Regions from separate parts of the Homo sapiens genome. Here region 1 is linked to region 2. A link is a contact called in ENCODE Hi-C or POLR2A ChIA-PET data. All regions are on one chromosome and are shown on one strand. Each heading gives the region's core, a stretch centred on a gene start or an enhancer-like site at or near the end of the contact. The rest is flanking DNA. Distances are from core to core; before and after follow the strand shown. Region 1 has its middle 95 kb from the start of TRC-GCA6-1. Region 2 holds the start of CPNE4 (copine 4).

Region 1 (7,590 bases), core at 1,506-4,005, 100 kb before region 2:
AAGCTGTCAGACATGGACATTTAAGTCTGCAGAGGTTACTGCTGTCTTTTTGTTTGTCTGTACCCTTCCCCCAGAGGTGGAGCCTACAGAGGCAGGCAGGCCTCCTTGAGCTGTGGTGGGCTCCACCCAGTTCGAGCTTCCCTGCTGCTTTGTTTACCTAAACAAGCCTGGGCAATGGTGGGCGCCCCTCCCCCAGCCTCGCTGCCGCCTTGCAGTTTGATCTCAGACTGCTGTGCTAGCAATCAGCGAGACTCGGTGGGCGTAGGACCCTCCGAGCCAGGTGCGGGATATAATCTCGTGGTGCACCTTTAAGCCCATCGGAAAAGCGCAGTATTCGGGTGGGAGTGACCCGATTTTCCAGGTGCCGTCCGTCACCCCTTTCTTTGATTAGGAAAGGGAACTCCCTGACCCCTTGCGCTTCCCGAGGGAGGCAATGTCTCACCCTGCTTTGGCCTGCGCACGGTGCGCGCACCCACTGACCTGCGCCCACTGTCTGGCACTCCCTAGTGAGATGAACCCAGTACCTCAGATGGAAATGCAGAAATCACCCATCTTCTGCGTCGCTCAGGCTGGGAGCTGTACCTGTTCATTGTTTTGATCAGACTCACTATGTAGGTTTTTCCTGCTCTTTTTATTAACTATCAGCATATGATCTGCAAACACGATTTTTAATATTGCTTTATAGTTATACCATAATTTATTTCATATTTTAATTTTGGGGCAGTTATATTGGTTTCATTTTTTGATATTATGAACAATACTGCAATAAGCATCTTTGTACAGAAATCTTTTTGCATGTTTCTGGTTTGTCAGACTAAATTCTTACAGTGGGGGTGATAAATTGAAGGTTTTAAGAATATTAACATATATTATTAAATGAGGACAGTTATGTTTTGAGAGTGGAATCCTTAGGCTAAAGGAATGAAAGTCCTTCAGTGGAATTGCGGGCATTGGACCACTGTCAGTGACGGGGAAGAGGGAGAGAAAACAGTGATGTGAAACATCAGTCTCCCTGGAAAGCACACTGGCTTTCAGAAGGTCTCAGGAGTAGAGTTACCAGACCAGGAGGGCAAGGGGGTTGCAGACCTAGAAGGTTAAAGAGAAGAAACCAAAGATTCATCCTGAAGGGAGAAACTTTGCCTACATTTAATCCACACAGAGAGAGGGTAGCTTTGAGCTGCTTGCATAGCTTGAGGCTGCAGTCATGATCCCAGTCCCTCCTGAGGCTGCTGAGAGGAGGAGAGTGACTAGTCCTTGTTAGCATTTACCCAAAATGAGTCATGGAGAGAGAAATACACATTAGCAGGTTGAGTCTAAGCTACAATTGGCTCCAGGGACAAAGCTTCCCATTCTCAGCTGCTTCTCATTCCAGACATCTTAATTCTCCCTTGTTCCCTGGGTGAGGCATTAACTACACAGTCCGGGGTTGCTGATGAACTCTGTGTGCCACCAGAAAAGAAGCAGGCTAGTTGATTCTATCTTTTCTGGGTGGCAGTTCTCTCTCTCATGACCTATTAAGAATCCTGGAGGTGCTTTTGAAAGCCTGCTGTGGCCTGGGACCAGCTTTTGTCTCTTAAATGAAAGACGCAAACGGAATGGTATCACTTTCAGAAGGCCACTGGCAAGGGGGAAAGCTGGGAGGACTTGGTGCTTCTCAGGAAGCCTGGGGTCACAGGCCAGGCAGGTTATTGACCAGAGAGGTAGAGGGATGTATTCTGCCAAGATTGTGTGGGGTGAGTCGCTGCTGTAGAATACTAATAGCTTCTTAAGCAGGGATACAAATCCCTCAGTGGAAGGGGTGTTATTGTTGCAATGAGAAAATTCATTATCAAATGTTATACTTCAAGTAAGAGAAGGAAAGAAGAAAATGAATATTTATTGAGCTTTTATTAAATACTAGGACCCTGCTTGGCATTGAACTTGCACCTTCTCATGTAGCCTGCAACCTGCTCTATGAGGTAGGTTTGTAAATAATATAAAAGCTCATTTATAAATGTGAGGAAATTGAGTTTCAGAGAGGCTATGCTGCTTGCTGAGGTCACAGAGGTTGGGGTAGGAACCAGGAAACAGAAGTGTGGCTGATGCCTCTATAAATAAATAATGTATATAGAAATGCATAAAAAATGCAGGGCCCTAAGATTTTGAAAAATAAATAATATATAAATTTAAAAGTTCAACATTTAGGTGCACTTTATTGAGGTATAATTTACATAATGTCAAAATTTATTCATTGTAAGAGTACAATAAGTAGTTTTAGTAAATTGATAGAAAATGTACCAATACCACCACAACTCAGTTTTTGAATATTTTTATCAAGTATACTTTCTTTTATGAAATAAGGCTGTGTCTGAAATGGTGGATAGAGAAAATAATATAATTGCTGACATTATCTTTTCTAGATTCTAGAGGAAGGAAGAGGCTGTGGGTGCAGGGAACAGGTACCCACTATAGCTTCTTAGAGCAAAGCAAAGTGAGATTTCCAGAAGGGTGATTCTAAAAATCAGTGATGGCCCATATGGCATCACTTAAGGGGCTATGAAATAAACTGTGTGGAGGTCTCCTGGCATTGGTTAAGTAGATGTGCAGCATTAACACTTTCAAGTTATTGGCCTGCTGTTATAAAATTCCACTTATATTTATGTCAAACTTAGACATTCCAGGATATTGAAACATTTAGATGTAGAAAGTTGAGATCATGACTCAGTGTTTATTGTTCTTTCCTTGCCTACCTCTTGCATGCCTTTCTGGTTTCGGCTGAGACATCATTTCCTCTTGGCAGCTATCTCTGACCTTATTTTCCCCTCTTCCCAAGTATATTCCCAATATAATACTGTAATTATTGCTGTCATATTATTTAAAACTCTGTAGTATATTGCCCTTTTACCTCAATTCTTCCCAATTAGATTCTAAACTAACTGAAGGCACAGGAAATCCTCCCTCCCCCTTCAGTAGTGCAGAATTCACTTTGATTTCATTTCACTTCTAGTTTACCTAGAGAATTGGAAAGGCATAATAATCACATATTATATCACATTGAAATTTTGCTAGAAGGGGGCTAGAGAAGATTGATTGCAAAGTGTTAGAACCCACTGCTGTCTAAAGGCTAAAAATATATCAGAAAAGAGTATAAAATATTTCTGAATATTTGATATAGTTACATGAGACAAGGCTAAGGTGGTGTTGGTGGGGTTTTGGGGATGGGAGTAGTTTAAGAAGGAAGTTTCCAGTTATAAAAATAATACTTCATAAAGTCACATATGTAGTATAGGATCCCCTAAACTTCTGGATTATTTAGAAATTATTTATCTTCCCCACCCTTTGAATCCCAGAAATTTTGAAACTTTCCTAGATATTTAACATTCGACAATAGTTTTAAGCACTGACCCTGAATTTTCATTTGATTTAATTTTGTTTAACTCCAGACCTCATTTTTTTGATATTTAAAAATGTATAATATGTTGCCTGAAAAAATGACTTTCTCATATGACATTTGCAAATGTTCTATCCATAGCAATTAGATTTTCTTTTGGCCGCCATTTAACTGTATGTTTCAACTAAATGAATGTCTGGAGTTTTATTTTAAATATGAAATTTGATGCTAGTAATTATTTAACCTCTGAAGTTCTTGTTGTAATATATTTCTTAATCTTCTTGTACTCTCTATACTCTTTGTGATAGACTCTTCAGCTGATGTGTATTTAAATAACAGTTTGCACACCTCAACAAAATTCCTCTATTGTTGTTTTGTCTCTTGTTCTATAAAATATTTCTTGCGTCTTGAAATTATTATTATTTTTTAGTGCTCTCTGGCAGCAAATGTAACTGCTTCTGATTTCTTTATTTACTTCCTTGTTTGTTTATTAAGACAAAGAGGAGTCTACAGTCTGGATGCTGATCTAGGAAGCGAATTATCTCCAATTATGTTTCTGAGGACCTGTGTCTCTTCCTGACTTGATATTTCCTAGAATTTCTTAATCTATTCTAGGGATAATTTGGAAGCCACAACAGAGACACTGCTAAACAGTTTTCAACTTTGGTGGCAAAGATAGAGCAATGGGTTGGCACTGATGGCCAAGGAGAAATGCTGTGCTTTCCTTCACAGGACAAGCCAGGGTTTCTCTTTCTCCTTTCTGTTTATCGCAAAGCCATACTAAATTTTATACTAAATTGGGTTACAAATTCAGATGTAACCATAACAGTACTTTGTACTGGGTCCCACTGGGCACCTGGTGTGCCTTTGAGCCCTTTAGCAGTGACAGATGAAAAGGGCTAAATGACACACTATCAATGCTTCCTGTAACCCTAAAGATTTCATTCAACCGACAATGACAACATCTTGACTGCAAGAGCTGACCATAATTATTCATCTCAATGGTTTCTCTCTCCTTATTATACTTCTTCCCCCCATCCCATACAATGTACACTTTATTTATTTGGGTCTCATGGGCATAGAGTTGCAATTGACATTCTTCTCAGTTCATGGAACACTATCATTACAGTTCCCTCTTTTGTTTTATTTTTATTTCCTCTTTCATGCCTTATCCTCATTCCCTCCCGGTATCCACAGCCCTCTATCTCCCCATGCACCCTAACTAATATGTCAGATATATATCCTTGAGTATGTATGGATTCTTGGAAAATATAGCATGTGTGTGCATTTTTTAAGTTGGCACATATGGTGTTGCATTACAGCCTTTATTCTGATTTTGATTTTTATTACTCAACACTAACTTTTTGAGACTTAGCCATGTTTTTCTATTCACAACTAGTTCATTGCTTCTAATTCCAGCAGGGTTTTTCACAGTTTGAATCTACATTTTATTTTTCCATTTCCTTAGTGATGGATAAGTCAGGCTGCCTCCACTTCCCTGCTTCCACAAACAGAAATTTGATGAATAGCCTTGAGTCCTTTTGGACCTGGACAAGGATTTCTTTAGGGAATACATACAGGAGTAGGAGTGCTGGGATTTCAAGGACACACACTCTTATCTTCACTATCTACAACCAGATTTATTTTATTTTAGATTGATTTCTAAAATGGCTGCACAGGCTCACAGTTTCAGTAGCGGTGCAGGAAGCTTTCCATTTCTGCACAACCTTACCAATACTTGGTATTATTTGACCTTCTAACTTCTACTAATGTGATGGGTATTAAGTGGCATCTTATCATTTTTACTTGCATTTCTCTGATTATTGGTAATGTTAGCTTTTTAAATTTCTTTTTTGTGAATTATCTTAATTTTTTGTTTAAGTTTTGTTTTTAATAGTTTCCTTTTTCATCAAACCATGTCTTATTGCAAAATATATATTAATAAGTAATAACTAGCTTTCCTATTTTAGTGTGCACCCATGCCTCTATCTTTCTGCATGCTGACCATGGCTTCCTATCAGCACTTATAATCAATGAGTTAGTATAATTCTAGCTAAAATGAGCTTGATATATCTGTTGGTCTATATGGCCATTTTCAAGAAAACATAGCATTTCCATTGGCGTTTTAAAGTGGGGATAGAACATTAATGGCACACCTCTAAGAACTCCTAGGAATGTGCTCTCCTAAAGGAAATTAAAATACAACTCTTCTAAAACCTAGAATATTTTTTCATGGATTTAGGAATCTTTAGGGCTGATTATTTGACTGATATATGAAGTGGTACTGCTTCACAAAGGAAGGGCTTTATAAACCCACACTGAGTGCTGCAAAGTAGGCAATGCTGTTAGAATAAGATATTTTTGTTTCTCTCAAAAATTCATTCATTTAAGAATATTTATTTAGAAGAATTAGATATAGATTATGCCTTTAGATACAGTCTAGTTATCACACAATGTTCCCGCCTTTGGAGGTTGCATCTTTCTTCCAGTGATACTATACTTTTTCAAAACATTGTGGGACTCTGACTACTTTATAGTTATAAAAAAAAATCTAAGTGACTATAACGTAGGTCACCAGTTTGGGACTAAGAACTCTGAACTACTCTTCAAGAGAGCTGAGTTAAAATTCAGCTTGCCACTCTTATCTGTGTGGCACTGTGCAAGATACTTAACATCTCAGACAATAATCATGGCTCTCTTACAGGATTGGTAGAAATGAGACAAGATAGGTGAAAGCTCGAGCCCAGTGATGGGCACACAATACTTGCAAATATTGCTTATATTGAAATCCCAATTCATTTCAAAATCATATTGAGCTTCATAGAGTAGCCCTTGTCTAGGTTGAAATCCAGAGAGACTTGCCTTCTGATCAGCGGTGAATGAAAAAAATAAAATCCAGAGAGACAGAATGCACATGAGTATAAGATTTTGTTGGTGGTGTTTAGTTATGTCTTGGTGAGACTCCACAATTGCCCTCTGTTTTCCCTCACATCATCCTGACAGTGTCATCTGTCTGTGTGGTAACAACAGTGTTAATTTTGGGCGGTTACAGCATGACCTGAGGGATTCCAGAAACCTACAGGGAGAGGACTCTCTGTTTCTGCTGGACATAAGTTCATTCAACATAGCATTCCTAACTATGGCACCTATGACTGACAGAAACTGCAAAGTTGACCTTGGATTGTAGGGACAGATTTGTACCCTGCCTTTACTATTCAAATAAAGCAATTGTGGGTGTTTGAAAAATACCTGTCATTGATATCTTTCTTATGTCCTGTTTAAGTTCTTCTAAAGTCACATTCATCTTTTGGGTTCTAAGAATGCAGTGGAATAGATCCAGGTTCAAAGTTGCATTCTCATTTTAACTAGCCACATGACCTTGAGCAAGTCATTTAATCTCTTTGAGCCTCCATTTCCTCATTTATAAAAGGAAAAAAAAGGTACTGACCTTGCAGAGCTGTGTAAGGATTAAATGAGACAATGCAATTAAACCCCAAGTACTTCGCCAGGCACATTGTAGGTTTTTAGTAAATTTTACATCCTTTCTGATTCACGAGAAAAAGTGGGTTGCTCTGAGTTGAAAGCCACATGTGTCAGTGTGTGATTCCAAATTGAGCATCCTTCTCAGATTCCTATCAGGTACTCTAAACTGCTTTCTTATTTTGACAGATGCTAGACTCTCTATTTGCAGGGCTTAGTCCTGTGACCATGCCAGTATGCAAATGAAGCCTTCTCAAGAGCTGCTGAATGTCAGGAAGACAGCACTTCTGCCAGACTATTAATGTGCTATCTATTGCCATTGCTGCTCAAGCTCTCAAGAGTACCTTTTAAGATTTTAAAACCAAAGAGCTTCAAGAGTTTGCCAAGGCAGAGCATACACTTTCTCATTGCAGCTTGAGAGAAAAGACTGGAGATAAGGACCGACAAGAGGTTCAGTGACTTATTCACTGGCTCTGGATGCAAATCTGTGCTGGAGTTCTAATACCATGGGGTTAGAGCACAAAGTTTTGAGGAAGGAGAATAAATAACATCCTGGGGAGAAGGAAGTGTTAACAACCTCATTAGAATGATGTGAAAAAAGTGGCCTACTCTGCCAGTATTGAGGGGCTCTTTCTGCTCAATTTGCCTAGGACCCATTTGCCAGGCTGGAGCATCCACAGCTAGGGTATGAGTCAAGGGTGGAAAGGAGAAAAATAAAGCCTATGTCAAGGAATGTCTGG
Region 2 (7,195 bases), core at 3,113-5,612:
GGTTCCTTTTATCTTTCTGCTTAACCTGCCTTGGCAAATGCTTGCTGCTTCATAGTCACATGATGGCTGACTTACTGTAACCTTCAGGTAGAAAGAAAGGAAGAGGTAAAGAGATAAAGGTACATCCCAGCTGATTCAGTATCTCCTTCTCTTTGAAAACTCTCACAGAAACTGCCCTATAACTTCTACTGACATCTCATCTCAATGGCTAGATCAGTGCTATATAACAAAACTTTCTGCAATGATAGAAATGTTCTATATCTGAACTATCCAAGATGTTAGCTACTAGCCACTTATGACTGTTTAGCATTTAAAATGTCACTTGTGGAACTGACAAAATCAACTTTTAATTTTACTTGATTTTAATAAATTTAAATTTAAATAGATACATGTGTCTAGTGGCTACCACAATAAATAGTGCAGGGCTAGACCTTAATCACATCACTACCCCATCTGCAAGAAAAGCTGGAAAATGAAGGTTTGGAGCTAAACACGTTGCTACCCTCCACAAAATTATGTTTTTCTTAGTAAGGAAAAACAAACAAAAATGAATATAGGCTGGGCAGATAACAGCCTCTGCAACCAAGGGATATTTGCTTGCTAATATTCCTTAAGCCCAGAGGAATGGAGTGCTAATGGGTTTATCATAGGCATGAAAAATGGTGTGTCTGGGAAGATATTATGTAGTTAAAAAGCAGAATCTTGGAGCTGGAGTTCAATCCAAATACTTTCTTTTTACAATGAGAAAACTGAGGCTCAGAGGGACAACTGAGAGACCTCATTAATAGAGCAATAGGAAAATCTGCTCTGAAATTATACAGAGCTATTTAGTGGCCTTTATAACATCACTCATGATAAAATGTAAAATCTCAGAAAGAAAATGCCCTCTGCCTATGGTTTTTAAAATACAGGAAAGAAAAGCTAGAGATTTTGATGCCACCTATTGGTAGACAGAAGTATAAACTGCCCTTTCGTAGCACAGGTTGTTACCCAATGTTAGAGGCACCACAGGTGGTATAGGGTTCTCATAAAAAGGAATGACAGACAGTGGAATATTTAATTCCTGCATCAGCTTGCAACATGTATGTTCATTTTCCCTTGACTCTTAGCATCTTAGAAAAAGTGCTTTCTTAGAGTGTTCCTTTCTGCTTTCCAGTAATACATCACACCTCAGGCATATACAGAAACACCAGAGGAAGACATATCAGTCAGTTCTCAAAAATCACTTGAAATAGAAAAAAAGAACAAATTTTTGAGCTATAAATAGCCCTGGGGTGAGATTCAAAGTTCTTATATGATCCACAGCCTCAAAAATATATCCTGTTATTTACAACAGTTTCCTTTAGTAGTTCTTACAGAAAAAAAAAAAAAAGAAAGAAAATAAAAGGAAACAGAAATTCCATTTCAAAACTAAATGCTCACCCTGACTCATTCAGGGAAGGATCCAAGGTTTTTGATGCAGGGCACTGACTCTCTGCCTGTTTTTCCCCTTCATCATCTGCTCCCCTTAAAAAATGGTATCAACTGCATTGGTAAGAATCCACATTTCTTCCCTTTTGTTCCCTGGCTTCATTCCAGGATTTCACTTGTCACACTGATGGGTGAGATGCCTTTCATATTGGCATAAGACACTGAGCGGATGCCTCCTCTTATCTTATCAAACAGAAACCCGGCGAGTGAATCTACCCAGAGCTGAAGCTTCCTTTGCAACTTGGGAACACCAGGGCCACAGTGACTTTGTGGCTTGGCTTTAGATAAATTTGACCATGGCTGTAGAACCCAGCAGCTCAGAATCCATTAAAAGGAGAGCTGGGAGGAGGTGAGTGATAGAGACAAGGGGATTTTGATGTTACAATTGTTGAGGGGACTGTGGCTGGCGGGCAACTTGCTGTGGGGGCAGTGATTGAAAACATGGATTATTAGCTGGTTACAAATCTTCATTTGTACAGATGAGCTGTTGATTTCATATAAGAGGTGGAAGTAAATTCTGCTTTATGTGCCCTGTAAAAAGCTTCTTTGAATTTACCTTCAGTGTCATGCCTTCAGAAAAAAATTCCAAGTTTCTGGCATAAAGCTGCACGTTTTCTGCGCACTGGCATGCAGGCAACTGTTTGTTTCTAATTACGGAGCTGAAGCCTGCTGGCAAAGGAAACCATATTTGTCACAAGTTGTGGCATTGTGTTTAGTTTGTGTATCTATGCTTTTAACATGTAGGGCCAAAGATAACTATGTTGTTTTTCTTTTTCCCTATGAGCATTGACTCTATAACTTCTTTTCTATGGTCCATGTGTTCACTTATTCTAGCTGCCCCTTTAGAGACTGCTTCAATGAACAACCCCTATCCTCCCATTAACTAGTTGTGTTCCCTGGTCTGGTCATTTCAACCGCCCACACCCTGGATTTATTTTTGTAGATATAGTAAAACTTTCTTGGGCAGGTTGTTGTAAAAATTAAATGGGATGGTAAGTAGAGTGCCTAACAGATTGCCTGGAAATAGTACATGCTCAGCACATCTTAATTCCTTTTCTCTCACCTGTAATATAAGAAGTTTATGTTGAATGGTCCCTAAGGTATTTATATTATTTTTAATTTTATAAATGTAGAAGGTGGTAGACACCTTTCTAGGCATTGGGGTTATAATTATGAACAAGACGACAAAACAGACATATCCCTTGCCTTCATAGAAATTAAATTTTAGAGGATACAATTAACATGCAAGGAAATGCACAATGACTTTTCCTTCTTCTTCCTTCATCTTTGCAAGTTCAATCCAATTCAAATTTTGAGTTTATCTCTGAGGCTACCTCTTAACAAAACCTGGAAGTAATGTTTTTGGACTTAACATTTTCATATTTAGTAGTCATACACTGGTTTTGCCTGCTTAGCATCCGTCTCCCCTTTCCTGGTAGGAGGACCCTGAATATCCCTTGGAGAATTGTCCCTGTGTCTCACTCGCAATGTGTGTAGATCAGGTGGGGCTCCATCCTGGCTCCAGGAGTGCTATAGAAGACATCACATGCTCCTAGACATTGTGGAAGTCCTGGCCCATTAGTGTAATTCCATATCCAAAGGTCACAACGATTGACTTATGCATAGCCATGTGACCCAAGTTTTTGCAATCAAAGCAAATCCAAGGATTTCTGTGGTAGTTTCAGTGTACAGAGAAGCTCCCTGAGGTCCTTTCCAGGGTCCATGTTTAGTGTTATCCTATTTCAGAAAGGCTTTAGAGGTGACTGAAAGAAGAAAAATGTTATTTGTGTTCTGTCAGAAGGTTGTCCCTTTGTTTATCAAAGATATTTCTGTCTACTTCTATAGAACAATTAAGAGGGGGTCTTCCTCCTTACCCTATTGGTTCTCCTTTTCTGGACTTTGAAATTGAGAACTTCATGGTTAGTGAAAAGATTTTGGCTAATATCTCCTCCAACCTTCAGGTTGGAGAGGCTTTGTTAGATAGCCCCTTAATAGGGTGAGAAGGAAGACCTTCCATCTCCCCTCCACGTTAGATGTAACACACTCTATACCATCCCAATGTCAGAAAGAGACCGTCATTCACTTTACTTCATTAATTCCAAAGTCCAATTTGTGAGTCTGACAATACCAATGTGCAGAGAGAATTTAGTTGTCTAGTTTGTCTATGGTAGCAGACATAATCAGAAACAATGCCCTGTATTTGAATAAGTTCATTTGTCTGAATTTGAATAAGTTTGAAATAGGAAGGCCATACTTTCTCTCTAAAGTGCTTTAAAACATGTGGAAGTGGTCACCCCTTACATAAGACAGCATATTTATATCTATCTTTAAGCATAAGTACTCCCTAAGTATTTCTTTATCTTATTTGTGAGGTAGATGTATTCAGAAACTCATCATGAGATGAAGAAAATACTCTTTGTCCATTAATTTACTCATGCATTACTTACTAAAAATAATTTCCAGGCTCCTGCCATACGCCAGACAGTTTTGTAGACACGAAGGATCCAGAGATTAGCAACACCTTTACCATTTTTGGTGACAGTTAAGCACCCATCTAAGAAGTTTTCTTTGGTGAGTGCCAAAAAGTGTAACTCCCATTCCCCCCACACCCGCGCCGCGATACGACCGCTCCACCCTAGAGTGGAGATGGAGACCAAGCACTTGGAGATCTAAATCAAGTGTCCCCAGGAGCTCAGTTGAGCGACAAAGCTGAGCAGAAAGCCCAGACTGCGGGCGCGGCAGGACCACGGAGAGCGCCGCCGCCAAGGCCTGGGCGGGGCCTGAGCTCGGGTTCCCGGGGCAATGCTCGTCTCCGTCAGCAACCCCCAGGGGGCGCTCGCGCGGAGGTTTCGGAACCAGTCTCTTGCCGGGTTGCTGGGTGCATGGGATTCGTCAGAAGGTGGAAATCTCTCTGTGAGAAGCTGCCATCTCCCCGCCACCCGCTCGTCCCCTTCTCTTTCTGCCACCCTCCTTTCCTTCCTCCCTCGCTCCACTCCACTCCCTCCCTCTTTTCTCAGTACCCTCCTCTTTACTCTCCGAGTTAACTGAGAGCCGACCTGACATCTCCAACATTTTCACCCTCTTCCCCCACCCCCATCACCGAGAATGGAGTCAGGGTTTCCGGAGAGACCGAACTCTGCTCTCAGCACCTTTCCCAGCCGCTGTTGCTAAACTGACCTCGGAGGACGAGAGGGGAAGGAGGTGCGACGCCCCTTACATCAGTACAAAACTACCACACCAACCACCTCCACTTCAAAGCCGGATTTTGCATCCTGGGGGCGGGACAGACCTCGTCCCGGGCTGAATTCTCTCTCCACTCTTCGAGATTGGCACACCCAGGTAAGTAAATGCCAACTCTTCATTCCTGTGTTCCTGGGGCGCTGTGATTGCAAAGTCTGTTGGAGCTGCTGCGTAGCAAGACCAACTTTTGAGATGCACTGGTTCTCGCTCACCTTTGCACGTTTGTCATTGCTGTTGTTGTTTTAAAAAGCAGCAGCAAGCAACGTCTTTAATCTGAAGGGACTTCCATCCCCTACCTCTCGCCTTCTGACATCCACCCAACTCGCCCAGGTGGGGTGGGGCGAATGGAGTTGGGGAGAAAGACCGCGGAGGGGAGGGGACAGCATGGCACGGGTGAGGGATAGGTCAGGGAAGTCCCGAAGGCGGAAGAAGGGGTACGGTTTTCAAAATCGGGGAAGGGGAGGGGAAGGGAGTTCTGGCTGAAGTTGCAGCTTCCTCTCTGACAGTGAGAAAGCTGTGGGACATTGTAGTCCCTTCCAATGGCTTGACCTGGCTGCGGTTGGATTCAGCCTCTCAACCTCCTCCCCCACACTTCTTACAATGAGGTTCTAATAATATTTTAGTTGCCTCTTCTCAGTGTTAAAAACTAATGAATAGGCTTGCAAGTGCTTTGATTCAACGTAGTCCTTCAGCGCTTCTTCCTCTATGGAATAAAGTAGCCAGAAGGAAAGGGGGACGGGGACAGGGGACGGGACTGGAGGGACCACTGAAACCAAGCCACAGCTGAGTAAGGAGATCACGACCCCGCGTGGTATCACAGACACACGAGAACTGTTAGGGCTGAATCCAATGGAGATAATTAGGAGGTGGTCCACGCCAAGTCAAGCGAGTGCTGATTACCATCCGGTGAGGAGCAGGCTAAACCCTGATGAAAAATGCTCCTCCTTCATCTTGGAGTAGGTGGGCTTTAAGGCCCTATTTCCCATTCTATGTTCCAAATCTGACGGCGCCCCAGGGCGCCTTGGCGGATTGCCTTTCAGCCCCAGAACCTGCTAGGCTCCAGGGAAAGTCACAGGCGGCAGAGATGATCCAAGGGGCGCAAATCTATGAAGGGCTTGATGTGGGTGGTTGGGAAGTGGAGGGGGGAAAGGTGAGCAGAGTGAGGCGGGAGGGGGCTAGGGAAGCGAGAGTGCTCTGGGAAGCTTTGCAAGAGAGACATCTGAGAACCTCTCCCTCTACACACACACACACACACACACAGACACACACACACACTCACACACTCTCACAGGATTTCAGTGACTTGTGGGAAAAGATGCCTCAGCACCTTTACACCCTGTGTTCAAAACTATGCAAAACCAACTCTTCATCCTCTTGCTGCTTTGCCAGGGATTTTAAAAGCACTGTTCTGGTTTTTCTTGGCTCACTTGGTTTTGTTTCCTGAACAGCACTTTTGAGCTGTCCAAGATACTTTAATATGTTATCTTTAAATGAAACTAAATCCTGCTCATTCGCGCGCCCCCGCGCGCACACATACACAGGCGTACACAATTACCTTAACTTCAAATAAAGTGTTCTTTTCTCCATACTCTTCTATTCCCTTAACAATCCCTGTTCTCAAAGGCCTTTGTGTTTTATTTTCTGCTTTATAACAAAACAAAAAAACAAACACCCACCGTCCTATGACACAGGTGTTTTGAATCCATGTCAATTTTTGTAGTTAGTATATGCTGGTTAAACCACATAGCATATCCCCCAAAAAGCCAGAGGCAAGCAAAAACTTAATTTGATGCCCTTCAAGTTTCGGAAGGTCCCATTTCTTTTTATTAACCAAAAGATAAGATGAAGCTCAGCATGGCTATGGCTGTGATTAGATAACTTCTGATATTTTCATTTCCCTTACCGAGCTGCTGCTTCTAGGCTGAACTCATTCACCTGCCCATTTTTAAAGAGAGACTGACAAAGTCACTCTGGCAGGTCAGGACTCAGAGTTAGTCAAAAGTTCTCACATGTAGAGAGGTGCATAAAATAGAGGGAGGGTTGGAAAATGCAGTCAGAACACCTGTGTTAATAGTGCATACTAATAAAGGCCAACATTTTCTCAACTATCTCTCATGGGAAGATTCTTATGGTTTTAGAGGATCAAACTCAAAACACATCAGAATGAGGTGACTTTTCCATTAACATTACATAAAAGGATATATTGGTCTATAGCAATAGTAGATGTTTAATCCTGGGCAGTTTTGTATGATTGTGTGAGAAGAGATTGCCTATAATTGAACCAAACCTCTACTTATGTGTTAACAAGTAAAAACTCCCATGGCCATCAAACTTATGCCTTTCCTGTGAGTGGTCAACCTTATTTTTATTCTCCCAGACACAGGCCCAGCATATTTGACTGGGAGAAGGCACAGATGCGGTACAGTGACTTCCCAGTTTGAGATAGTTGCTTTACTAAAATTCCTAAATATTTCTTTGAAAATAG

Evidence for each region. Hi-C counts contacts between places; a loop is a spot of excess contacts on that map. ChIA-PET counts read pairs that join two places held with the same protein, here RNA polymerase II (POLR2A). Pooled maps may share reads with other maps.
Region 1: a map of endothelial cell of umbilical vein shows a loop between it and region 2 (4-fold over the local background). The contact joins the enhancer-like site here to the promoter of CPNE4 in region 2. A Hi-C loop is called at or near these places in 3 of 168 maps with a recorded cell type or tissue (Calu3, endothelial cell of umbilical vein and mammary epithelial cell) and 6 of 50 pooled maps. POLR2A ChIA-PET finds 5 or more read pairs at or near these places in 2 of 52 experiments (MCF 10A and PC-9).

What each region holds. Positions count from the first base shown.
Region 1 is chr3:132,129,901-132,137,490 of GRCh38, reverse strand. No RefSeq gene overlaps it. Among named protein-coding and RNA genes, the nearest start is that of TRC-GCA6-1, 95 kb to the left of the region's middle. Within about 2 kb of position 2,755, at least 4 of the 41 ENCODE cell types and tissues checked have a DNase peak (open chromatin) inside an H3K27ac peak, as active enhancers do; they include PC-9, endothelial cell of umbilical vein and mammary epithelial cell, where a contact is called at or near this core.
Region 2 is chr3:132,032,181-132,039,375 of GRCh38, reverse strand. CPNE4 (copine 4) reads left to right here and starts at 4,362. Exons shown (of 16, transcript NM_130808.3): 1 at 4,362-4,809. RefSeq lists a silencer at 4,138-4,237 and an enhancer at 4,613-4,782.